Regions from separate parts of the Mus musculus genome. Here all the other regions are linked to region 1. Evidence: chromatin loops called from intact Hi-C (ENCODE). Cell type or tissue: heart. All regions are shown on one strand.

The links. Peaks named below come from ENCODE experiments on the same cell type or tissue, not always from the same donor. Only the 100,000 strongest peaks of a DNase experiment are listed, where the experiment ranks them.
Region 2: it touches region 1 in a loop (8-fold over the local background); 9 of 42 quality-filtered maps call a loop at or near these places.
Region 3: it touches region 1 in a loop (2.8-fold over the local background); 6 of 42 quality-filtered maps call a loop at or near these places.

Annotation. Positions count from the first base shown.
Region 1 is chr11:103,328,448-103,336,447 of GRCm38, reverse strand. Arhgap27 (Rho GTPase activating protein 27) reads left to right here. Exons shown (of 18, transcript NM_001205236.1): 11 at 1,149-1,247; 12 at 2,085-2,190; 13 at 2,315-2,437; 14 at 2,510-2,608; 15 at 2,800-2,877; 16 at 2,969-3,103; 17 at 3,192-3,297; 18 at 3,408-4,964. The coding sequence ends at 3,585. Among named protein-coding and RNA genes, the nearest start is that of Arhgap27os3, 12 kb to the left of the region's middle. In heart, CTCF peaks have their summits at 2,299 (motif pointing left), 3,536, 3,735 (motif pointing left) and 5,341 (motif pointing right); DNase peaks (open chromatin) are centred at 687, 2,347, 3,677 and 4,397; H3K4me3 peaks cover 1,903 bases; H3K27ac peaks cover 388 bases; H3K27me3 peaks cover 3,441 bases.
Region 2 is chr11:103,394,980-103,402,979 of GRCm38, reverse strand. It overlaps Plekhm1 (pleckstrin homology domain containing, family M (with RUN domain) member 1), which reads left to right. Exons shown (of 12, transcript NM_183034.2): 3 at 5,706-5,953; 4 at 7,666-8,000. Among named protein-coding and RNA genes, the nearest start is that of Plekhm1, 14 kb to the left of the region's middle. In heart, CTCF peaks have their summits at 561 (motif pointing left) and 3,713 (motif pointing right); a DNase peak (open chromatin) is centred at 3,729.
Region 3 is chr11:103,672,587-103,680,586 of GRCm38, reverse strand. It overlaps Gosr2 (golgi SNAP receptor complex member 2), which reads left to right. Exons shown (of 6, transcript NM_019650.4): 6 at 1,190-3,738. The coding sequence ends at 1,351. Among named protein-coding and RNA genes, the nearest start is that of Gosr2, 21 kb to the left of the region's middle. In heart, CTCF peaks have their summits at 3,383 (motif pointing left), 4,823 (motif pointing right) and 7,264 (motif pointing left); a DNase peak (open chromatin) is centred at 3,276.

The DNA of each region.
Region 1 (8,000 bases):
GACAGCCATCAGTTACACAGACAGATCTTTACCGTGGGGGAGAGGATCCTCTCTCAGTTCCGGGGAATCTAAGCTGTTTCCTGATCCTTGGTTCTTAAAGAGCTTTCTAATGTGTTTCTATGAACCTGGGGTCTAGTGGGACAAGTGTCCTTCTAAAGAGCCCCACGGAAACTGAGCTGGGACCTTAGGACTGCTTCAGATAGCGTATTAGGGAGAAGTGCAGAAGCCTGGCTGCCGGAAGCCCTGGTGTCCTGTTTTTACCGTTCTCCAAGCTTTAGTTGGTTCTAGATTTATTTATTCTATATATGTGAATCTTTTGCCTTCATGTATACATATGTGTGTGTGCACGCACACGCACACGCTCGCACATCACATGTGTGCCTGGTACCCCACAGAAGTCAGAAAGGGAGGGATATTGGGTTCCCTGGAACTGAATGGTTGTCAGCCACCTGGTGGGTGCTAGGAACCAAACCCAGATCTTCTGCAAGAGCAACAAGCTCTCTTCACTGCTGGCTGAGCCATCTCTGCTGCCTCTTAGTTATAATTTTAAAAAGAGAAGAACCAAAGGACAGTTTTCTCTGAGTCTAGAAGTTGTTCCCCACTGTGTGAGCCAGATTCTGCTGTCTGCCTCTCTCTGGACCAAAGGGCAAGACTGATGTAGACTTCTAAAGCCAGGCTTTGCAGCTGGCGAAACTCCATAGCCTCCGGGTGTTTGGGATCATCGAGCATCTGTTTCTGCTCCGCCCTGTAGTTTTCCCCATTGCTCTTCCAGCAGCAAGGATCTTCCATAGGAATTTTCTATCATTTGCTTGGGACCTGGGGGGGGGGGGTGTTGTGTTCTGTGGCGGGCAGCAATGAGCTCTATAACTATGAGCTGTATGCCCATAAAAGTGATTCAAATGTACTGGACCTGTTACCCACAGCATTAAACAAAGAGAAAGAATTAGGCCTGGCTGTGGCCTTTGCTCTATTAGGCTCTGAGTTGCTTAGGGCAGGGACCTGTCACCTCCCTCTCAGTACACACACACACACACACACTCTCTCTCTCTCTCTCTCTCTCTCTCTCTCTCTCTCTCTCTAAGCCTACTCCCAAGGTAGATGAAGGAATAGGGAACTAAACTGATTTGTGTGACTACTTGTCCCTCCAGCTTCGAAGCCGAGATGGCTCGGAGTACCTGATCCAGCACGACTCCGAAGCCATCATCAGCACCTGGCACAAAGCCATTGCCGAAGGCATCTCAGAGCTGGTAGGCAGAGCGGGGAACCTCCGGGGCTGATAGGGAGGGACTTGGGCTTTTTATGCAGGCTCCTCAGCTATGCACAGAGAACCTCATGACACCAGCTCTGGGGCTGGTTTTGCAAGACTCTACAGGAGGGGACAGGAACAACCTGAAGAGACATGTCATTTTGAGGGAGGGAGGGAACCAGACTCAGGAATTGGGTCTTAGGAACCAGACAGGAATGACGGCTACAACTAGAAGATAAAGCATTAACAGATTGAATCCAAGGGCCTTATGTCTTCTAGACAAGTGCTTTGCCCTGGAGCCACAGCCCCAGTAGTGCCAATTATGGGTTGTGGGGATAGCTCAGTGACAGAGTGTGACAGAGGGGTTGCCTGGCATGCAAATGGTCCTGAATTTGATCCAGGGCTCTGACAAAATCAACAGCTACTTATATGACAATGGCCTGATAATATCTGTCTCTTAATTCCATATGGGTTAGCACTGGGTACAGATTTCGGTTGTAGGAATCCAGAGACAGGAGGCACTGTTGGCATGATCAACAGAGGTCTTGGCCTTACAATATGAATTGTAAGTTCATAGTGGCAGCCAGTCTAATGGGATGGAGACAGTTGAGGAACTGAGAGGAGGCTAGAGGTGGCCAGGGTAAGAATGGGAGAGGATAGATAACCTTGCAGCTCCTGGAGGACTGTGCAGTCAGGGAAGGTGGAAGGTCTGATTGCTGGGACAGTAAACTGACAAGAGAAAAACAAGCTCTTCCTGGGGCGTCTCGAGGCCAGAGCTGGTCGGGAGAGGCCCCAGTCCGCCCCAGGCCTTGCTTCTCTGAGGTTGTCTGATTGCCAGTCTGCAGACCTGCTCCAAGGGGAGGAAGGTGAGCCCAGCAGTGCTGATTTCGGGTCCAGTGAGCGCCTCGGAAGCTGGCGGGAGGAGGATGTACGGCAGAACGCAGGTGTGCGATGGGATCAGGTGGGAAGGCGACCAGAAGACTCCCCCGCTGGGGGACGGGAAGTGATGCCCTGGTTAGAGTCTAGGGCCATTACTGCCACCTGCTGACTGAGTTCGGTCTGTGACAGCCTCACCCTCGCTCAGCCCCGGAGGCCTGGAAAGCGACTTGAGCAGAGTCCGGCACAAGCTCCGTAAATTCCTACAGAGACGACCCACTCTGCAGTCTTTGCGGGACAAGGGCTACATCAAAGGTACCTGCAGTTCGCCGGGATCCGGGCTCAGGTGGCGCGGGGCAGGGCAGCGCTGACCAACCTCTCCCCCAGACCAGGTGTTTGGATGCGCGCTGGCTCAACTGTGTGAGCGCGAGAGGAGCCCTGTGCCACGCTTCGTGCAGCAATGCATCCGCACCGTCGAGGCCCGGGGTATGTATGCATGCGCAGACAAGGCAGCGCCTCACGACCGGCTTTTAGGGAGCTAAGGGTGGAGACCCCCCCCCCCTGGGTGAGCACAGGGTCAAGAAGAAGGAGCCGGAAAAACTCCGAGTATGAAAACCCTGAGTAGAAATCGTCAGGTGCCCCAGTCCTTCCAGGGTCAGCCATTTCCTTTCCCGCAGGGCTGGATATTGATGGGCTGTACCGCATCAGTGGGAACCTGGCTACCATCCAGAAGCTGCGCTATAAGGTGGATCACGGTGAGGCCTTTTTCCAGTCCCTGCCCTGGGGCCTGGAGGAATGTGGGGGTGCTGACTGCCTCTCAATCCCCTGGGCCCTTCCCTGCGGCAGATGAACGCTTGGACTTGGACGACGGGCGCTGGGAAGACGTCCACGTGATCACGGGTGCCCTGAAGCTCTTCTTCCGAGAGCTGCCGGAACCTCTCTTCCCCTTCTCGCACTTCCACCAGTTCATAGCAGCCATTAGTGAGTGGCTTGGGAAAAGGAGGGATGGGGAGGCTGGCCCGCTTTCGTTACAGCCAGCAGACCATCTCTGGTCCCTTCTTTCACTCAGAGCTGCAGGACCCAGCCCAGCGCAGCCGCTGCGTGCGTGACCTGGTGCGCACGCTGCCAGCTCCCAACCAGGACACGCTCCGACTGCTCATCCAGCATCTCTGCCGGTGAGCGAGCCGTATTTCCTGGGGCAAAAGAGGAGGGCTAGTCGTGGCTGGAGCCCATGTTGAGAGACTCCCCAATCTCTAACCTCTTAATCCCACCAATCCCACTGCAGGGTCATCGAGCATGGCGAGCAGAACCGTATGACTGTGCAGAATGTGGCCATAGTGTTCGGACCCACGCTGCTGCGGCCAGAGATGGAGGAGGCCAGCATGCCCATGACCATGGTGTTCCAGAACCAGGTGGTGGAGCTCATCCTACATCAGTGCGCGGACATCTTCCCACCGCACTGACTGTGGACCGTGGGTTAGCTGGAGGCCGTGAGGCTGGACCTCCTCTGAGGCTCTCCGCTTCCCACCCCCGCTGCACTGTGACTTCAACGCCCTTCCATTCAGAGGGTACAGTGACCCCTGGTGGGCAGTTCATGAAATGTGATTTCTCCCTCTCGCGTCCCCATTAGGGCCATTTCCCTAATTACAGCGCCGCCTATTGTGTGGATGTGAGAACGTGCCTGGTGGAGGGAAATGAATGTCTTTCTAGTTCCACCACCACCACCCACCCACAGCTGGGAGAGGGGATTTTGGTGAGGGCGTTCTGGTTTCCTTAAGCCTGTACCTGTCCAGGCCTTGGTGGAGACCCTGTAGGCCCCATGCTACGCAAGAGGTCATGAAGCAGCTACTGACATTGTCTCTGCTGCCAGGGGAGGACTGACCCTGGCTGCCAGCCCAGGCCACTGACTGCCTCCCTCAGCCTTCTGCTCCAGTGCCACCCTGATGCAGGCCTCCTGAGAACTTTTCCGATGCTTCCCTCTCTCCTTGGGCCACACCCGCTCTCTACAGACGTTCTTCATACTAACCACATACCAAACCTGGCAATCTGGGGCTTGCAGAAGTCACAGTACTTCAGGGGTCCATAGGTGATCTGATTCCCTGCAAAGGCTATCCCCACAGCAAGCCCAGCTTCTAGAAGAGGGAGTCACGCCCCTGCCCCACTGCAGCACAGCCTGTAGGTAGACCAGAGTAAATGCTGGAGCACTTCGTGTAGGTTAGAGGTTGGGGGCCCCCCGAAGGCAGCAGGGAACCTACCACAGCTGTTTGGGGGGGCAGCATGAATAGAAGCCTCCAGCTGCTGTCTACACCCTGGCTGGGTGCCTACCTAAAGCCCCCAACCACTGTCTACATCCTGGCTGGCTGGATGCCTACCTGGTACCCACTTGCCATGCAGAGGCCTGTCCGGGAGGTCACAGCCTTAGGCAAACAGTTGAACCTGTGTCAACTGCCCGCTTCCTCCCTCGTGCACCTCAATCTATGGATCTGAGCCCCCAGCTCCACCCACCCCCACTGACTCAACAAACAATAATAGCTAATATTTATTGAGCATTCAGACTATGCCAGCCTTTCCCACAGGCTTCTCCCTTGGTTTCATGCAGTCCATATTTATTGTGGGTCCTCATGTGCCTGGCACTGTGCCCTGGGGCAGGGGTTCTACGCATGCGTTCTGGAGCTTGGGGCTCCCAGTGAGTACGGCTGATGCAAGCCCAGCCCTGATGGTAGCAGGGCGCAGAAGAGAACAAATAGAGGCCTCTTGCTGTACACCTATATATTTAAAGTCCTAAGGCAAGCTAATGACTAACTGTTAAATAAAATGTTTATTCTCCTACTTTGGCGAATGTACTCTGGTAGTAGCCTGGAAGACTGGATTCTAGCTTAAACACCTTGGACTCTCAGCAGAGCGTTGTAGGATGTGGAAAGCTACTCTGAACCTCAGCCTGCCTCAGTGTACAGCTGAGGAGGGCCTTGAACTTCTGACCATCCTGCCTCCACCTCTCAAGCATTGACATTGCATCATCAGGCTCAGCTGACACCTTTCCTTCCTTCCTTCCTTCCTTCCTTCCTTCCTTCCTTCCTTCCTTCCTTCCTTCCTTTTCTTTCTTTAAAAGATTGATTGATTGATTGATTGATTGATTGATTGATTATGTATACAGTGTTCTGTATGTATGTATGTATGTATGTATGCCCACCGGCCACAGGAGGGCACCAGACCTCATTATAAATGGTTATGAACTACCATATGGTTGTTGGGAATTGAACTCGGGGACCTCTGGAAGAGCAGCCAGTGCTCTTAACCTCTGAGCCATCTCTCCAGCCCCTGCCACCTTGTCTTAATTCATTTGCTAACTGAAGGATCATGGGTTCTACCCTCTCAGAGGCTGTCAAGACAGACAGCGCCGTACAAGCATTTCGGTGGCCACATTGGCTCAGAGAGCTGCAGCTGCTATTGTAACCTGCTTAGTCAACAGAAATGTATTCCTCACAAAGCTGGAGGCCGGATGTTCCTGCTGAGGCTGCAGCACAGTGGGATGGGGGGGGGGGGTGGGGACAGGGACAAGGGCATCTCTGGCTTGCAGGCAGCACTTTCTAGCCACGTTCTTAAAGGGGAGGGGATCTAAAGGTCTGGTCTTGCCAAGGTCAGATCCTAACTTCAATCATGACCTCACTTAAACCTAGTCACTCCCAAAGGCCCCCATTTCCAAACGCCATCACACTAGGGCTCCGGCTTCAGTGTGACTTGCTGGGAGCCGCGAGCTTCCATTTGTTGACCTGTGTGTTTCCATCCTCTTGGGTTGCCAGGTCCCACGGTGACCCTTGCATCTTGTTGTGTCTTTCCCCCACCACCTTCAGCAGCAGCCATGGGGGGAGGGGGGTTGTACTGTCTGCCGCCATTGACTTTCACTAGATTTCCTCAGAGCCCGATCTGCCTCCCTCCCTCCCTCTCCAAAGGTGGCTGGTCTCTGGGCCCAGCAATGACTGGAAACACAGCAACCACAGCAAGGCCCAGAACAGTTCCTCCTCTCTCTGTCTCTGTCTCTGTCTCTGTCTCTGTCTCTGTCTCTGTCTGTCTGTCTGTCTGTCTCTCTCTCTCTTTCTCTCGTTCTCCACACCTCCCTGGGGATGATGAGTTGCCTCTCTTTCATAAAAAACACCCACGACTCTCCATGACATATTGAGCTGTTGTGTTGGATGGCAGTCACCGGCAAATACAAGCAGGGAGGTCAGCCTGGGGCCCTCAAGACAGACATCTGTACAGGAATGCGGGCCACGTTATGTGGCCTCGTCCTGACTCAGCCAAGTTCTGGGTGAGTTTACACGTTGTCCGTCCTGTGCAGACTGCTCTATTGAGCACCCAAGTTGCCTGACAGTTGGCACAAATCAGGGCAAAGCACCTCGTTTTCAGCCCTGGGCATGTCCCACAGAGCTTGGAAAAGAGCTGTGGGTCGCTACCTCTACCTCCACCCACAGGGAAGCTTCAGTCATGGAGGAAGCTACTGTCCCCACAGTGTCCACTACACCTACCTGACCCCACGGAAAGATGTTCCAGTCACTGTCACACTAGGAAACCCTCCGCCACACACTTCCCTAAAACCAGATCCACTCTCCCACTCTCAGAGCCAGACATTAAAATTATATTTATTATTTATATATTGTGTATGTGTGTTGAAGAAGCGTGCATGTTAGGAGGTCAAAGTTCAACTTGCAAAAGCTGGTCCTTTCCTTCACCATATGGGTAGCTGATGGCAAGCACCTACATGTACAGCTAGACTTTGAAAGATGTCGTGTTCGCCATTCCATCCACTGTTCTCAGCCCCTGGATGCCACAGACCACAGAATCTCTGGTGGACGACACTTTGAGTCTCCAGCTTCACTGGCTTCCTGGGACAAGCAGCCTCTCCTGGAAACATCTCTCCCTCAGCCCCTTCATGTTCCTTCCACCTCTGGCCAAGCATGGGAAGAAGGAATTCTCAGGCCAGATCCTGCTCCCTGTCCTTGCTCCCGGTATGACACCAGCCACAGCATCAATGATGTCTACCCTTTGACAGACCTCAGCCTGACATTGGATCCTTGATTTTCTCCCCCAAACAAGTTCCTCCAGGGTTTGCCTATCCCAGGACATGGCTCTGTCATCCCCCAGATGGACAAGCTAAAACCTTGGAATATGGCAGGCTCACTCTGGTCCATGTCCTAAACCTTAGCAACTCTCTCTCCCACCAACCTGGCTCAGGGAGCTAAGGTCAGCCTGGAGTCCCACTCAGCACTTCCCTATCCCCTGTCCTCAGCCTCCCCCCCTCAGCATCCCCCCCCCCCCCCCCCGCCAGCCTCAGTTTAAAACCCAGCCCTGGTTAGCTTACTGTCCGGTGAGGTAGCTCAGTGGGTAAAGGTGTCTACTGCCAAGTCTCTCAACCTGAGTGCAGAAGGAGGGAACCGAGTCCCGAGAGTTGACCTCTGACCTCTGACCACCACGTGTTTGTTGTGACATATGTGTCCCCTCCCCAAAATAATATCATTCCTTTTATCTTAAATGCATTTGGAATAAGACCCCAAGCTTGGGTGTAGCCCACCGGGCTCAACCCTTGCCCCTCCTCAGCCACCTCCTCAGCCCTCAGCACTGGAGCCAAACTGCCTGACTCGAACCCAGAGTGATCTCTTCTGCACCCCAGTGTATTCATCAGGAGAATGGGGGTACAATAGCAATACCTTCTCTACGGTGGTGTGGAGAGTGTATGAATTGATAGTTCCAAATTCCTAATAACACTTTTGGCTAGAGCACACACCAACTTGCAAGGCCCGCACCTCACACACTGTCTTGGTTTCTGAGCTATGACTACAACAGCCTCCCATCAATTTCCCAAATGTCCTGTGCTCCTTCCTGC
Region 2 (8,000 bases), 67 kb before region 1:
TTTGGAGCTTGCTGATTTGGTTGGACTAGTTTGGCAGCAAGTCCTGGAATTCTCTCTCCCTCTCCCCAGTGCTGAGACTGCAGATGTCACCGTGTGCAGTTTTTTATGTGGGTGCTGAGGATCCCACTCAAGTCTTCATGCTTGTGTGCACTTTACAGTGTGCTCAAGCCCTCAGTTGTCTGACGAAGCTGATTTCATTAGTTTCAATAGTGGGGTTAAGTTGGCCGCATGTATACATATATATCTTTGTCATGTACTGCTTTCCAGGGAAACTTTAAGCAAACATATTTGTGGCCAGTTTACCTCTTCAACAACCTCTCGTAGTCATGGTTGTGTATGTGTGGTTTTTTTTTCCCCTGTGCTTGGCCCTGGACTTGCCTAGGTGCTCTGGACTGGCTGCTGTGTCCTTGAAAAGGCAGGAGGTCATATAGCTTTTTGACTCAGTGGAATCCTATGATGGCTTCTTTGGAGAATTCTTTCCTCCCAGTACTGCTCTCTAGTTACCAGAATCTTCTGCCACAAGGAGCTGCTGCCCTCAGAGAGCTGCCTTCCCTCTCCTGGCCACTAGAGGGTCAGCTCTACCTGTTCCCCTGCTGGCTTCCAGCTAGGCCTGTGATGTCATTCTTGTTTCATGCTGGGCCCTCTGGAGCAGAGCCCTCACCTCCTCCTAGCAAGAGGTGCACAGACCCCCCACCCCTTGAGGCTTAAGCCTAGTTATCCCCGCATCCCCCGACACAGCACTTGGTAGGCACTCAGTTGGAAATAGTTTTAGCCTTTTATATAATGTATAATATATTTTAAGTAACATTTAAAATTCAACCCCGAGATTGAAATCTTTGCTTCAAAGGACACTATTCATAAAGTGTTGGAGGGGGGATGAAAAGATAGTGTCCATAGGAAAAGAGAAGCTATTCTCTCTGAAAAAGGTCTGGTACGCAAAATAGAGTGAGAACTATTTCAGCCTTTCAGAGAGAGTCTGGGGGCTGGGAAATGGCTATCCATGGTGTGTGCTGGTGTGAAGCCCTGTGTTTGAATCTCCAGAACTCTTGTGGCAGTCTTTATCTATAACCCCAGTTAGGGAGAGGGAGGGCACATTTCTGAGAAATCCTCAGGGTTCACTGGCCAGGTAGGCCATGAATCGCTGAGCACAAGTTCAGTAAGAGACATAACCTATAAGAATAGTGTATGTGTGCTGGGCCTGGTGGCTCATGCTTTAATCCCAGCACTTGGGAGGCAGAGGCTGGTGCATCTCTGAGTTCCAGGCTAGCCTGGTGTACAGAGTGCTAGGACAGCCAGAGCTACAGAGAGAAACCCTGTATGGAAAAACCACAATAATAACAAAAAAGATTAATGTGTAGTGTGACTAAGACACTCAGCCCACATGTATATGTTGCTCTGCACATGCACTGACACACACAAGCCCACACAGCACACATAAAAACAAGTTACACAGTGGACAAAGGATTTCTCCAAGGAAGATATGCAAATAAGCCAGGAAGTACACAAAACGATGCTTTTTCTATTACTGTTTATTACTTTTAAATTAATTGCTATTAAGCCCAGTGAAATGTAAGAGAAAGCCATGGTAAGGTGTTGCCTTACTCCATTAAGGTGGCTGTAATAAGAAAGACATCAGCAAGTGTTGACAAAAAAAATGAAAAAGCTAGACCTCTTCTCTAATCTCTGAGAATGTAAAGATCATGGCTACTTTGGCAAACAGTTCTGTTTCCTAGAAAACATAAATAGGCCTTTTGAGGCTTTGGGTTTTTTTTTAACTTTTTTTCTTCTTTTGATTTATTTATTTATTATATATAAGAACACTGTAGCTGTCTTCAGACACATCAGATCTCATTACAGATGGTTGTGAGCCACCATGTTGTTGCTGGGATTTGAACTTAGGGCCTCTGGAAGAGCATTTAGTGCTCTTAACCACTGAGCCATCCCTCCAGCTCCTTGAGGTTGGTTTTGGGGTCTGGGGAGGGGGGTTGTTTGTTTGTTGTTGTTTTTTCGAGATGGGGTTTCTCTGTGTCACCCTGGCTGTCCTGGAACTTACTCTGTAGACCAGGCTGGCCTTGAACTCAGAAATCCACCTGCCTCTGCCTCCCAAGTGCTGGGATTAAAAGCGTGCCCCACCACTCACTGCCTGGCAAGGTTGTTTTTAATTCCTTTTCTTTCTGGTGTTGAAGATGAAAGACAAGATCCCACAAATATAAGCAGTGCTCTACCCCTGAGCCACATCCCCGGGCTGGCATGGGGAGCATAGATTTTATGTGATTTAACAATTCTTTGGATTTGAAGGCAGGTTTTACTATGTAGTCTAGGCTGGCCTTAAACTTAACTATCAAGACAGCCTCGAAGTCACGTGTAAGTCCTCAGCTTTTAGCAGTCGGGGTTGCAAGCCTATCACTGTCAAAGACCTCAGCTTTAGCAGTCATGGTTGCAAGCCTGTCACTGTGCGAGCTCACATGTCAATGGCTCATCGGTTCTAGACCTGGAAGTATGTCTTCATAAAGATGTGGATAAAAACGCTCAGAGCAGCACTGTAGTCAAAAAGTGCCATCCAGCCAGGTATTCGTTTTCTCATGAATGGCGAGATAAATAAAGCTTGGTGTATCCATGCAGTAGATGTGAGTGGTCTTACCTGACAGTAAGAAGGAACTACGTTCTGATAATGTGCTGTAGTGCGGATAACCCGTGATCACATGCCGAGTCATAGGAACCAAACTCCAAGTCACATGCTGTGTGTTTCCATTTCTTTGAAATGTCCAAAATAGATAAATCTGTTGAGTCAGATTACCCTGCAGCCACCCCACCCCCTGCCATGAATACACTGTTTGTTTCAGGGGTGTTGAAATGCTCTAAAATTAGTTAATGGCACAGGTTGCACAATTCTCTGATTATGCTACAAAACACTGAACTTCCTTTTCCAAAACTTTGTATTTTATTGACTGTAAATTTTCAGATCAAGAAGTTTAATTAACTGTAGACAGAGTAAATGCAATTTTGGTATTGTTTGTTTAGGAATACATCTATGATTAAAAGTAATGATAAAAACATAAAATAATACTGGAGAGGTGCCTGAGAGTTAAGCACACTTGCTACTGGGTTTTGTTTGGTTAGTTTTTGTTTTGTTTGAAATTTTCTCTTGTAGCCCTGGCTGTCCTTGAATTCACTAGTGCAACAGTCTGGCCTCAAAGATCAGGTGCTGGGATTAAAGGCGTGTGCCACCACTCCTGGCCTTACTTGCTGAGAGGACCCTGATTCAGTTCCTAGTACCCAGTGTGTTAGTTCTCAACTGCCTATTATTCCAGTTCCAGGGGGATCCACCATCCTCTTCTAGTCCCTATGAGTACCGCACACGTGCACACACACATACATACATACATAAACACACACACACACAGTGCACTTACATGAAGGCAAAATATACACATAAACTAAAAGTAAGGTTTTTTTAGAGGTTTTATATTTTTTCAGTTTTTTGTTTTGTTTTTTCGAGACAGGGTTTCTCTGTGTAGCCCTGGCTGTCCTGGAACTCACTTTGTAGACCAGGCTGGCCTCGAACTCAGGAATCCACCTCCCTCTGCCTCCCAAGTGCTGGGATTAAAGGCGTGTACCACCACCACCCGGCCTAGAGGTTTTATTTTTATATGAACATTTTGCCCAAAAATGTAAATGTATCACATGCACACATGGTGCCTGTGGAGGCCAGAAGAGGGCATCAGATTTCTATACTGTAGTTACAGATGTGAGCTCCATGTGCATGCTAGGCAGCAAACCTGGGCCTCTACAAGAGCAGCCAGTGCTCCTAAGCTGAGCCACCTCTCCAGCTCCTGCCAAGCAAACCTTTTCCTTTTTTCTTTTTTTTAGGATTTCATATGTGAGCACTGTCATTTCTAGCCCTCCTACCTCCAGCACTCACTTCCAAGTTCATGATCTCTTCTTCTATGCTTCTTGTTGCTACCCTCACACGTATACAAACACATACTTGTGGATATAATCTTCTGCATATGGGGGACTAGACAGCCTACTAGTGCTCATCCTATAGAAGGCTGATTCTCCTCTCAGCAGCCATTGTAAATGAATCTGCTTGGTTGGTTGTTTCATTTGAGACAGGGTCTTACTGTTTAGCCCTGACTGATCTGGAATTCCTTATGTAGACCAGGTTAGCCTTAGGCTTACAGAGATCTGCCTGCTTCTGCCTCCTGAGTGCTGAGATTAAAGGAATGTGCCGCAATGCTCAGTGTCAATAAATTAAAATAGTAGCAGTAGTAGTAATAATTTGTGAAAGTAAAAGTTAACCAAAATTGAAAAATGTGGTTACTTCTGGGGAGGATCAAAAATAGCAAGACAAACAAACCCCGAAGTTTGTCATTTAAATCAGAGAAGTTAGTGTAAATTATAACTTGTTAATTTTTAAAATTCAACTTTCCAAACAACACCCTCTGTTCAGATTAAGTCAGAATAAAAGTGAAGTATTTATCTATAACTTAATACTTGCTTCAAACCGGTTCTTCTGCAGTTCTGTCTAGTTCTTTGCTAAACACTAAAGATTTGATACACTCATATCTATGATTGTATGATTTTCCCACCAACACCTGGTGTACATTTGGAATTGCATGCCTTATATATGTTATTGTATCAGACACAGTGGCAAGTGTTAGAGACATGAGGAGAAAAGAAAAACCAATTTCTGTCTTCAAGCAATGGCCTCTGCGGGGCATGGTGGTTCAGATAGATCTCTAGATTCAAGGCTAGCCTGGTCTACAAAGTGAATTCCAGGACAGCCAGAGCTACAGAAATCCTTTAAAGCTTTGCTCTAGGCCTAGGCTCTTAGCTAATATAATTATACATCTGTGGTCTTGACTGGTCTTTCCTCCCCACAGTGTTGGGGATCTAATGGAGGGCTGTAACTGTCAAGCATACTCTCTTGAGCCACACTTGCTGGTCCTTTCTTTGTTATTGTTCTAAAGAAATACTCTGCCTCCTTAGCTTGTCTCTGCCGAGTGCCCCCAAGCCACCATTTCAGTAGTTAAATACAAGATTGATGTTTAGTTTTAAAAACCAAAAGATACGGGACTGGAGAGATGGCTCAGCAGCTAAGAGCACAGGCTGCTCTTCCAGAGGTCCTGAGTTCAAATCCCAGCAACCACATGGTGGCTCACAACCATCTGTAATGGGATCCATTGCCCTCTTCTGGTGTGTCTGAAGACAGTGACCATGTATGTACTCACGTACGTAAAATAAATAAATAGATATTTTAAAAAGAGAGAGGGAGAGATAGGGCGCACTTGTTGCTCTTGCAGAGGATCTGGGTTTGATTTTCAGCATCTACATGGTGTGTGGCCCACAACCATCCATAACTCCAGTTTTAGGGAATTTGATACCCTCTTCTAACCTCAGACACTAGGCACACATGTGATACACATACATACATGTAGGCCAAACACTCACACATACATTAATAAATTTAATTAAAACTTTTTCTTTTAAATAAAAAATAAAAAAAAAATAGATGTACAAAACCATTTCTTCTGTATGCCGGATCTTCACTTGCCACAATAGCTAGCTTTGCAGAAGGAGTCTAGGTTACATACATAAGTGTGTGTGGTCACACACCTCAAAAAACAGGCCCTGGACTACATTCCAGGGGCTCCACATAGGACTTCCCTCTAAAGTCTGCCCTTGTGTTTAACACAACTTAGGTCATCAAGAAGAAGCTCGTGGGATCCGTGAAGGCTCTGCAGAAACAGCATGTGTCTCTGGACACAGTGGTCACCAGTGAAGATGGAGATGCCAACACCATGTGCAGTGCCCTGGAGGCTGTGTTCATCCACGGCCTGCATGCCAAGCACATCCGCGCCGAGGCTGGCGGCAAAAGGAAGAAGCACACTCACCAGAAGGCTCTGCCTCAGCCTGTCTTCTGGCCCCTTCTGAAAGCCATCACCCACAGGTGAGATCCGTCAGGGAGAGAGGAGCTTCAGCCTGGGGCGCTGGGCTCCTCTCCAGGGTGGCACAGCCAGAAGCAGTGTTGTGGTGTAGTCGCTATGCAGTGACTGTAGGGCTAGGCTTAAGGAAGGCTTGCCTCCAGACCCTGAGACACTCCTCTAGAGCCTGTGGCTTCTCCTCACCCCAGCACTAATGACCTTTAGACTCCGCTAGGCTGAGTCATGTACTTACTGCTGAGTGGTGTGGCCTGAGAAGACTAAAGTATCCCCTCTCCTTTTTTTTTTTTTTTTTCAAGACAGGGTTTCTCCTTATAGCCCTGGCTGTCCTGGAACTCACTTTGTAGATCAGGCTGGCCTGGAACTCAGAAATCCACCTGCCTCTGCTGGGATTAAAGGCGTGCGCCACCACGCCCAGCAGGAAATGTTGCTGACTTGCCTTTGAATATTCAAGTCTGTCTTCTAAATTTAAAATATATGTTTTTTAAAATTTTATATGTGTAAGTATCCCCCTACATGAGTATCTGTGCACCATGTATGTGTCTGGTGCAGGGCACACAAGCCAAAAGAGGATGCCAGACCCCTGGGAACTGGACCTACAGATGATTGAGCCAGCCACCATGTGAGCGCTGAAAATAGAACCTGGGTCCTCTGCAAAAGCAGCCAGTGCTTTTAACCAGGGAGCCATTTCTCCAGCTCCTGTATTCTGAACTTTATGTTCATGATGAGGTATGTGTGGCACTTAGCCTAGAAACCAGATATATTTCTGAATATTCACCCTAAGGCCCTGTCTTTGGCCTTGTCCTTGGCTGCTTAGACCCTATGCTGGTACCTAGCACTGCCTCCGTAAAGTGTTAAGTGCCTGAAGACACCTTGTCAGTCTTTGGTCTGCCTTCCTGTAGCTGCTGATAGTGCCCTGTCTTGGTTTTTTTAGCTCTCTTCCAAGTAACAGTGTGTTTCTTTGTTTTTAAGTTTTGTTTTAAGTTTGTGTGTATGAGTGTGTGCCTGTGTGTCTATGCCACATGCATGTGGGTGCCTATGGAGTCCAGAAGAGGTAATCAGATCCCCTGGAGCTGGAGTTATGAGTATGTGAGGCACTCAACATATGTGCTGGGACTTGAACTCAGATCCTCTGGAAGCACAGCAAGTGCTCTTAACCACTGAGCCACCGCTCCAGTCCCAGAGACTGAGTTTCTAGTTGTCTCTATATCCAGCTCAGTGGTACCCTGAGTCAGTTAGCCAGTCAGTAATACTGCCGAAGTTAAGTACAGCTTACACTGAGTCCAGAGGACTGGGGGTACACTTCTGCACAGGACACCGTGGCAGCAGAGAAGGGGACTGTGGCTGTGTCAGACCGAAGCTTTGGGAACTGAGTTTGTGCACCTAGGGTCTGAGTGTTCCCTGCAGTGCCAGCTGCTCTCGACTGAGAGCGAATCTCAGTAGTCGAATGCTTGCCTAGTGTGCACAAGCTCTGGCTTTATTCCCTAGGAACTGGGGTTGGACTCAGCCGGTATGTCCTGGGTTAGCAGATGATGTTTGGTAGCTAGAGCTCAACAGCTCAGCTTTCCTGCATTCCCGAGACATCGTCCCCAGAATTTTATGTCTGAATACGATCATGTTTTCAGTACTTTATCACTCGTTCTTGCTAAGCAGTAGCTTGAACCACATCTCTGAGATTTGAGGCAGTTTCTTGCAACACATCTGCTCTGTCCCCCTGCAGACACATTGTCTCAGATTTGGAGCACCTGGTCTTCATCAACACAGATGTAGGCCGTTGCCGAGCCTGGCTGCGGTTGGCCCTCAATGACGGTCTGATGGAGTGCTATCTGAAACTGCTCCTGCAGGAACCTGCACGGTTGTGCGAGTACTATCAGCCCACAGCCCTGCTTCGAGATGCCGAGGAGGCTGAGTTCCTCCTGAGCTTCCTGCAAGGACTAACATCCTTGTCCTTCGAACTCTCCTACAAGTCAGCCATCTTAAATGAATGGACACTCACCCCATTGTCGCTCTCTGGGCTTTGCCCCCTCTCTGAACTCGACCCTCTCACTACCTCTG
Region 3 (8,000 bases), 340 kb before region 1:
TCTGCCACAAGCCCTTCCTTTCACAGTAGCTCCAGTCTGAAGCAGCTCTTCACTTACTATTGTAAGAATTTTAATTTGGATGCACATGGTAGACACTTGTATATTTGAAGGCTGGGAAAGGCTGGGTATGTAGCACATGCCTAGAATCCTGACACTGGGGAGCATGAGGGAGGAGGACCATGAGTTCCAGGCCAGCCTGGACTCTGAGGGAGACCCTATCTTGAAAACAAGCAAAAATAATATTAAAAATCAGGTGCAGTGGATTGTGTAAGTAATCTTTAACACGCTTGCTTAGTTTTTCCCATAGTTTTCTGAGCGTATTTGTTCCCATTTGAGCCACTTTGCCTCTAAAAATTTAATGAGCTCCAGAAAAAACACTTGTGTGTAATTTATCTTAGACTAGCAGAGGAATTTGTCTGCTTGTATATGTATGTAATACAGTTGTCATGAATTGACTTAGGTATAAAAAAGTAGTTTCAAAGGTTGGAAAAATTCTTGTTATATTGGTGAACTTCATATGATTGCATTGATACTGTTGTGTGGCTTCTTCCTCTGTTTTAAAAGTTCATTCATGTTATGACATGTTTGGTTATATATGTTAATTAGGTCCTTTTTATTGCCAAGATGTGTATCTGTATCATAATGTGTGAGTATGCACAGGTGTCCTCCATCACTCTCTGACACTGCCCATCACTGAGTCTAATGGCCTGCAAGCCCCAGCAATCCTCCTGTCTCAGTGCCGTACAGCAGTGAGGCTGGAGGCGTAACCACACCTGGTGTTTTACATGGATTCTGGGACCCAGACTCAGGGCCTTATGCCTGAAAAGAACAGCAAAGAGCACCCTGCAGAGCCATCTCCTAGCCCCAGCTTCTGTATGCAGTGTGAATCCAGGTTCACTGTTTTACTGACACGTGAACAGTACTTACTTATGTACATGGATGCTGCATGTCTGTGCTATGTGGCCATTTCCAGCACCGTTTGTTTAAAAGGCTTCTTCTTAGCCTTCAACCATACACTAGTTGGCCGTGGCAGAATGAATCTATTTCTGGTGAATGCTGCTTTCTTTCATCTTCTCAGGGCATGACCAAGAAGACAGTGTCTGCTAGTAAAACCCTGGCTGTGGTGACCTTTAACCACCCTTGACAGTGAGGCTGATCTCTGTCTTTCTTTCTCTTCTCATCTCTCCAGGGGACTCAGAAGAAGATCCTTGACATTGCTAACATGCTCGGCTTGTCCAACACAGTGATGAGGCTGATTGAGAAGCGGGCCTTCCAGGACAAGTACTTCATGATCGGTGGGATGCTGCTCACTTGTGCAGTCATGTTCCTCGTGGTACAGTACCTGACATGAGCCAGCTGTACCCAGCACTGGACAGCCTTCCCATTGTGTGCGCATGTGCAAGCAAGAAGTGGGCTGGGAGGCCCTTTTGAAATGTATGCCTTAACTGTGAAGACACCTCTCCCCTCAGGACTAATCGTGGCTTAGTATCAAACCTGCTTTGTTTTCTGTGACATCTGGGGAGTAGGACCTTGGGTCACCAAGACGTGTGGTGCTTAGGAAGTGGGTCAAGACCCTGTTCTCTGGCTTTCATTGGGGGAGGGATGGCTGGGTTTTGTGGTTTGTCCACATAGCTGATGCTTGCCCTGGAAAGCGTGCATGGTGAGGCTTTTACACAGGACTGTCCACACTATTCACTCCTGATGGAGTGGGCTGGAGCACAAGTGAGAAGATGAGGAGAGAGGTCTTTCCCTGTGCCCTCTGGGATAGATCAGTTCTCACATCCTTGCTTCTAGCCACTGGCTGGCCCCAGCCCCTAAGAAAACATGACATGTAGGTGACTAACTGCTAACACCAGCACCCTTTCCTGGAAGCAGCTACTCCAGGGAAGCAGAGACATCAGTGCTGCTGCTGATAATGCAAGTGTTTCCATGCCATGGTTGCTGGGTGTTTGTCAGTGTCCCAGGGAGTGTTCAGTCTGGACACGGAAGCCCTGAGTCACCAATGTTTTCCAGTTAATACGGCAGTGGCTCTTACAGTTCAGAGACGGTAGCTTGGCACCTGCACCCAGGCTTTGACAGATGGGCCTTTGCCACTTTGAAAGTAGCCATGAGCAATGGGCGACTTGTCAGCTGCAGATTCATCTAGTTCTGCCCTCTCAAGTTCTTTGACTATCTACCCCTTGAAACATATTAGCAATATATCAATCAGCTAAGCCTCCATTTTCCCCAGCCCTTTCAGGCCACCCTGGGGATGTCCCTGGGAAGTGTGTTTTTGTGAGACTTTCAGGGACCAGAGCATTTTTACTTTTTGATTGAGGCTGTGTCAGTACCTGGTGCAATGCAGAATTTGTGTGAGGGTTAATGTATCTTGAGCACACATTGTATTAATCTCTGCAAGTACTAGAACGATCTAGTGAGTTTATTTGTTCATCAGTCACAGGCCCTGTCCACCCAAACAGTTCTAAATTTAGTAGCCTCCTAGTAGGAAAAACATGCCAGAACTCCTAAGAACTGGAAACTGGTCAGTATTAATCCATCCTTTGATTGCCCTACCTACTTCCTATGTTTGCTTAAGCGTCCTCTGCTGTCTCCCTCTTCACAGTAGGTGTTACGTCTCACCCTTCCCCTTGTGTAGCCGTATTGGTCTCTCGGGTACATCTGTGGCATCCTTTTGGGGAACTTTATCAACTATACACACTTTAAACTTGAGTTTCCTGGGTATTAGCTCAGTTCTGGTCAGATGCAATGTCTGTTGCTCTTTCCCTGTAGGTTAAATGTGCCATAGCTGGTCAGAAAGGGGGAATGTGCCCCCTCTAGTCCTGCAGAGTGGAAACAGTGGCCCTAGAGACAGGAGACCTGCAGCATCTCCACACCTCGATCTCACTTTGGGGAGGCAGATGGGCATGGGCTTTTGGCTGGCCATAGAGTTTGTACTGCACAGACCTGACTCCTGTGCCCCCTGGCACCTGAAGATCCCACCAGACAGCATGCTTTGGAAGATGTACAAGCTGTAATTGAGCCATTTGAACTCAAAATGTGGGCAGCAAAGGCCCTAGCCCCTGCCCTTCATTGGCTGTTGGAGCAGTGTTTTGTAGTACATAATGGGTTTCCACCTTTGTAGCAGTCCTTGGCTTTAGTGAACTTGATGTTCCACCTTCACAGCCAGGTCTCCCTTTGGAATGAATTTGTGGTGAGGTCAGCACTACTGCCTGGGGGCAGGGAATGGACGCAGAGGATCTGGACTCAAGGGGCATTGAGCTGGTTGCCCAGGCTGCCCTCCCTCAAATTTCCATTCAGTGCCTTGTGAGATGACTCTGACCTGATTGGGCAAACTGTCCTTACAGGCTCCAGCAGGGAAGGGCCCCTAGCCTGAGTGGGATGCCCTCTAGTGGAGGAGGCCTGCATCCTTATCAGAGCTTGTCAGAAGCTGCAGCTAGCAGATGATGTGTGCACCTTGGTACAGTCGTCTAAGTGACAGGGTTTGAAGCTAGTAGGGTGCCAGAAGGAATCTAAGACTAAGAAAATAGATGTATTCTCCATGTATGGCCACTTGAAGGAATGCTAAATCCAAGGACCAAGTAAATAGTAGGTTTTACAGGTTTCATTTCAAGCTTTTTCTCAAAAGCCAGCTTGCCTTGTTGAATTTAAATAGCTTTGATTGGCAATTTATTTACACCCCTTGTTTTCAGAACATGTCAGCTGAATAAAGTTGAGGTTTATTTAGAAAACTTTAAAGAAGCACTTGGCATTCTTTGTCTTGACTACCCCTTTGTTCCTAGGCTAGGAGCATTCATATACACTGTTTCAGAGCCATAGGCTGGGTAGCTAGCTGTCTCAGAAGCAGCTGTAGAAAGTGAAAGACATCCCAGACCTGATTCAGAACAGTTCTGAAGGTTCCCAGGTAAACTGCCATGTGTTTGCTGGAGCCGCTACCTCTTAGATAGCTGTTCTCTTGATAGCATTGGGAAGAATCTGGAACCAGCTCTGCATATGTACAAAGAGCAAGACTGGCAAGTTTCCAGTGAAGTCTTAGTGTAGCCTACCTACCTCATTCCAGAAGAGTTAAGGGCTTAGAAACAACTGGGGGCTGGGGCTGTCATTTGGTGCCAGGGTGCTAGCCTGGCATTCACACTGCACTGTGTTCCATCAGCAGTTCAGGTCCCATAATTAAAGCAAGGACGTAGGGCCTGGGGTGAGGGCTCAGCAGTTAGAGCACTGGCTGCTCTCTCTGGGTTTGATTCCCAGCACCACATGGTGGCTCACAGCCATATTAACTACACACTACAGTTCCAGAGGATCCAGTGCCCTCTTCTAGGAAGGTCCAAGGCACACACACAGCTTGTGCACAGAAATACGGGCAAAACACCATATACATAAAAGGAAATAGATAGGCTAAAATACAAAATTAGGACTATAAACGTGAAGGCAGAGGCATGTCATATCAGGAGAACTTGAACACAGGTCATAAAGCCCTCTCGCCATATCTCTGGGAGTCCTCCTGTAACTCGCAACGGCAGAGGAGCATGTTGCTGACTGAATAGGGTGGGGTGTCACCTGTCCTCAGGCCAAGACCAGACAGACCCTTTGTACTGCCAGCTTCCCCATAGCCTTTAGTGTAGGAGACAGCCTTCCCAATCCTCTGAGTTAGGTTCTGTGATATGCCTGCTGTGCAGACAGTGGGCTAATGGCTTTCCAGAGAAGCTGGCTCCTTGTGTGGCTGTAGTCCCAGCTCCACCAACCTGCTTCTCCCATCCCTGAAGATGCTCTGCCAGGAATGAGCAACAAGGCAGCACGAATGTCTCCAGGTGCTAGAAGGTGCCATGTCCACACCTTGCCACTAGAGGGTGATATATCTCTACTCATGGCTGATCCTCTCAGGCCCTTGCTTGATGCTGATTCCTGTGAGGTGCAAGTTTCTTGGCAGTACAGTAGCTCTGGGCTGCTTTAGAACTCTAGAAGTCTGGCAAAAGATGACCAAGGAAACCCGAGCAGTTTTCAGGACTCCATCCCGCCCCTCAGGACTTCTGCATGCTACAAACAGGCATGGAGAACGTTTCTCATCTCTACACCACGGTCCCCCACGTGGAAGTGTTTTACTTTGACTGTCAGTGTGGATGCAGAGTGGACCTTGTGCATTGCCCAGATAAATGTCATGTGCAGATATAACCTCGGCTGCAGACACGAATGCCAGTCTGAGACTAGATGGCCCTCATGGATTTCACTCTTGGTTCTATTACATTAGGCCATCAGGAAGGGCCTAAAATGGCCCTTGGCCAGTGGTGGTCTTCACTGGCTGATGGCGCTCTGTCTCCTGAGTAAAGTACTGCAGGGTGAGAGGCCAGCCCTCCACTATCTGTATAGTGCATTTTCAGCCCTTCTCCCACGTCACACCTGGTTTGGGGCTCTGTGTTCCCTGCCTACTGGGCGTCAGGGCACACAGCACATAGTAGGCAGTCATATGGTCACAAGCTCTCATGTCAGTGACCTACAGGAGATGCCTCAATCCAGCCTAGCCCCATCATACGGGTTTAGAGCTCAATGCTCAGCTGTGGTCATACCCAGAAGCCTAACCCTGAGTTCATGGCTACGAATGCTGTGGTCCACATGCTCATGGGGGCTCAGCAGCAGCAGATGGGGAAGTAAAGGGCAGAAACTGACTAGCGTCGGGTTTTAAAGTAGAAAGGTCAGCAGGAGCAGTCATCCCAGTCCCTAGTAAATAGTGGGAGACAGTGATGACCAATTCTGGGTACCCGAGTGAGGGGACGGGCCACGTGAGAGGCTGTTCTGACTCTGCCATTCCAGTGGTGGTGTCTTAGAGCCCCTCCTTCCAGCTGTTAGTGAGAGCTGCTGAGCCGCTGCTGAGGCTGCTGTAGTCCAGAGAGGGAGTGGAGAGGGGACCACAGTGACAACAAGCTCAGTTCTTGTCACTAAAGCGGTGCTTCTCAGCCTTGGCCACTTCCTGGAGGATTTTTTTTTTTTAAGTTTAGGGGTCAGTTCCAAGAAGCTCTGAGTTACCTGGTGTGGGACAGAGCCTGGGTTCTTTTGGAATTTCTCAGAGGCTCTCCTGGGAGGGCTCACAGTGCCTTCCCAGTGTGGTGCACTGTTAACCCCATCTAGCTTCAGAGATTAGCCCTAGTCCTCCAGCCAGAGGACAAGGTAACACAGAGTCCCCACAACTGAGGGACCATGTCTCTCAACAGCTGTCCCAGTAGGGACATTTACTAGGTCGGGCTTTTCCAGAGATGATAGCCAATAACGGGCTTGGAGGAGATGAAGAGCCAAAGGGGCTGAGAAGAGCAGGGTGTCTGTCACGTTAATACGCTCTAACTAGCCTTTGGCTGCAGGAAACAGACACCTGTTGGGAGGGCTTGCTGCCCATCCCCTACCCCATCCCCACCCCATCCCTGCACCCCATCCCTTGCAGCTGCCTGGAGCCCAGGAAGAGCTGGCTGCCCTTAAGACACAGAGAGGCTTGAGGCAGAGCTGATTGCGTGGTGGGTGTTAACTTGTCAGAGATACGGGTGTGGGCGGTGCAGGAAGACATTGATTTCTCTCATCACCAATATGGCAACAGGTGTCATGTGGGCAGAGCCCACCCTGTAGCCTCCCCACACTTTTAAGAGGAGTTTTCTGTGTCCGGGACATGCTGACACATGTTGACACATGCTGACACATGCTGACACATGACACAGGGTGAGAGAGGCAAGGAGTAGATGCCCTCTGTGGGAGGGCAGGGCAACCTCAGAGCCACGGGACCTCTGCAGATGTGAATTTGGGAAAGATAAAAGTTTTAGAGATGAAACCTCAGTCTCCCCGTGCTGGTCAAGTTCTGTTGTTACAGTTAGAGTGTGCATTCGGTGTCCACAGCAATTTAAGACGAGAAACCATTTCTTTTTCCACTTGTGGCAGAAAGCAGCCTTTTACCACAGTCTAGGGACTCCAGAAGACCCTCAGTTGGCCACGCCAAAAGCTGAATTTCAGAACAAGAGCTGTAGTCATCTCTGATAAGAAGACACGGGAATATAAGTGTTAAGGTCACTCTTACTTGCACTTGGTTAAAGATGGGGACCCCCTGGGAAACCCAGTGAAGGAAAAAGCTCACACCCAGCATTGCCACCTTCTAACATAAAGTCGACTTAAGGGGCGGAAGAGTGGTTACTCTCTATAGAGCACGAGCTGCTGCTCTTGCGAAGGACCCAGGTTCCGGTCTTAGAATGCACATTGTTTCACACAACCCTCTGTAGCTCCAGTTCAGGGGATCCAGTGCCCTCTTCTGGCTTCACATGCATGTGCATGCATGTGCACACATATGCCCCCGCCCCCAGAAAAAACAGTCATACATATAAAACCATGAAGTCCGTTTAAGCTGTGAATGGTAATGAAGGCCTGAATCTCAGCACTTGGGAGGCAGAGGCAAAAGGGCCATCAAGAGGCCAACTTAATTATTAGATAGTATGGGGCGGCAATTAGATGCCAGGCACTTGGGGCAGCGTTGCCTGGGATCCAGAGGGACAGGACTAGGTAAGTAGGCTCTCTTGAAGGGTACTGCAGTGGGCTGGAGACTGAGGCAGGGACCTAGGCAGATAGGAGGAGTGGGTTTAGTGTTCAGTGAACTGGCTTTAGGGGGCACTGAGCAAAGAAGAGGGAGGGAAGCTGGGGAGGGGGACACAGGATGGGAGTAGGTGCAGGTGGAGGTACCATGTCATTCTGGAACCCAAAAGGGTAGGGAAGGGCCTAAGTCATTCCTGAATTTCAAGCTGTTAGGACCACACTACCTAGGAAGGAGTGTACTGTGGCTCTACAAGTCTCCTCAGGAGCACCCAGTAGCCAGGTCTCACCAACTCCAACCTAGTGAAGTCACCATCCCCAACCTTGACTTTCATCTGCTGAGTCTGTTTCCTGTCTGTATAATGGGCTAATAAAGACACTCCCTAAGGAAGGCTCACACACCTGCATTTGAGAGCACAGTCAATGGAAGTGATTTTTTTGTTTTGTTTTTT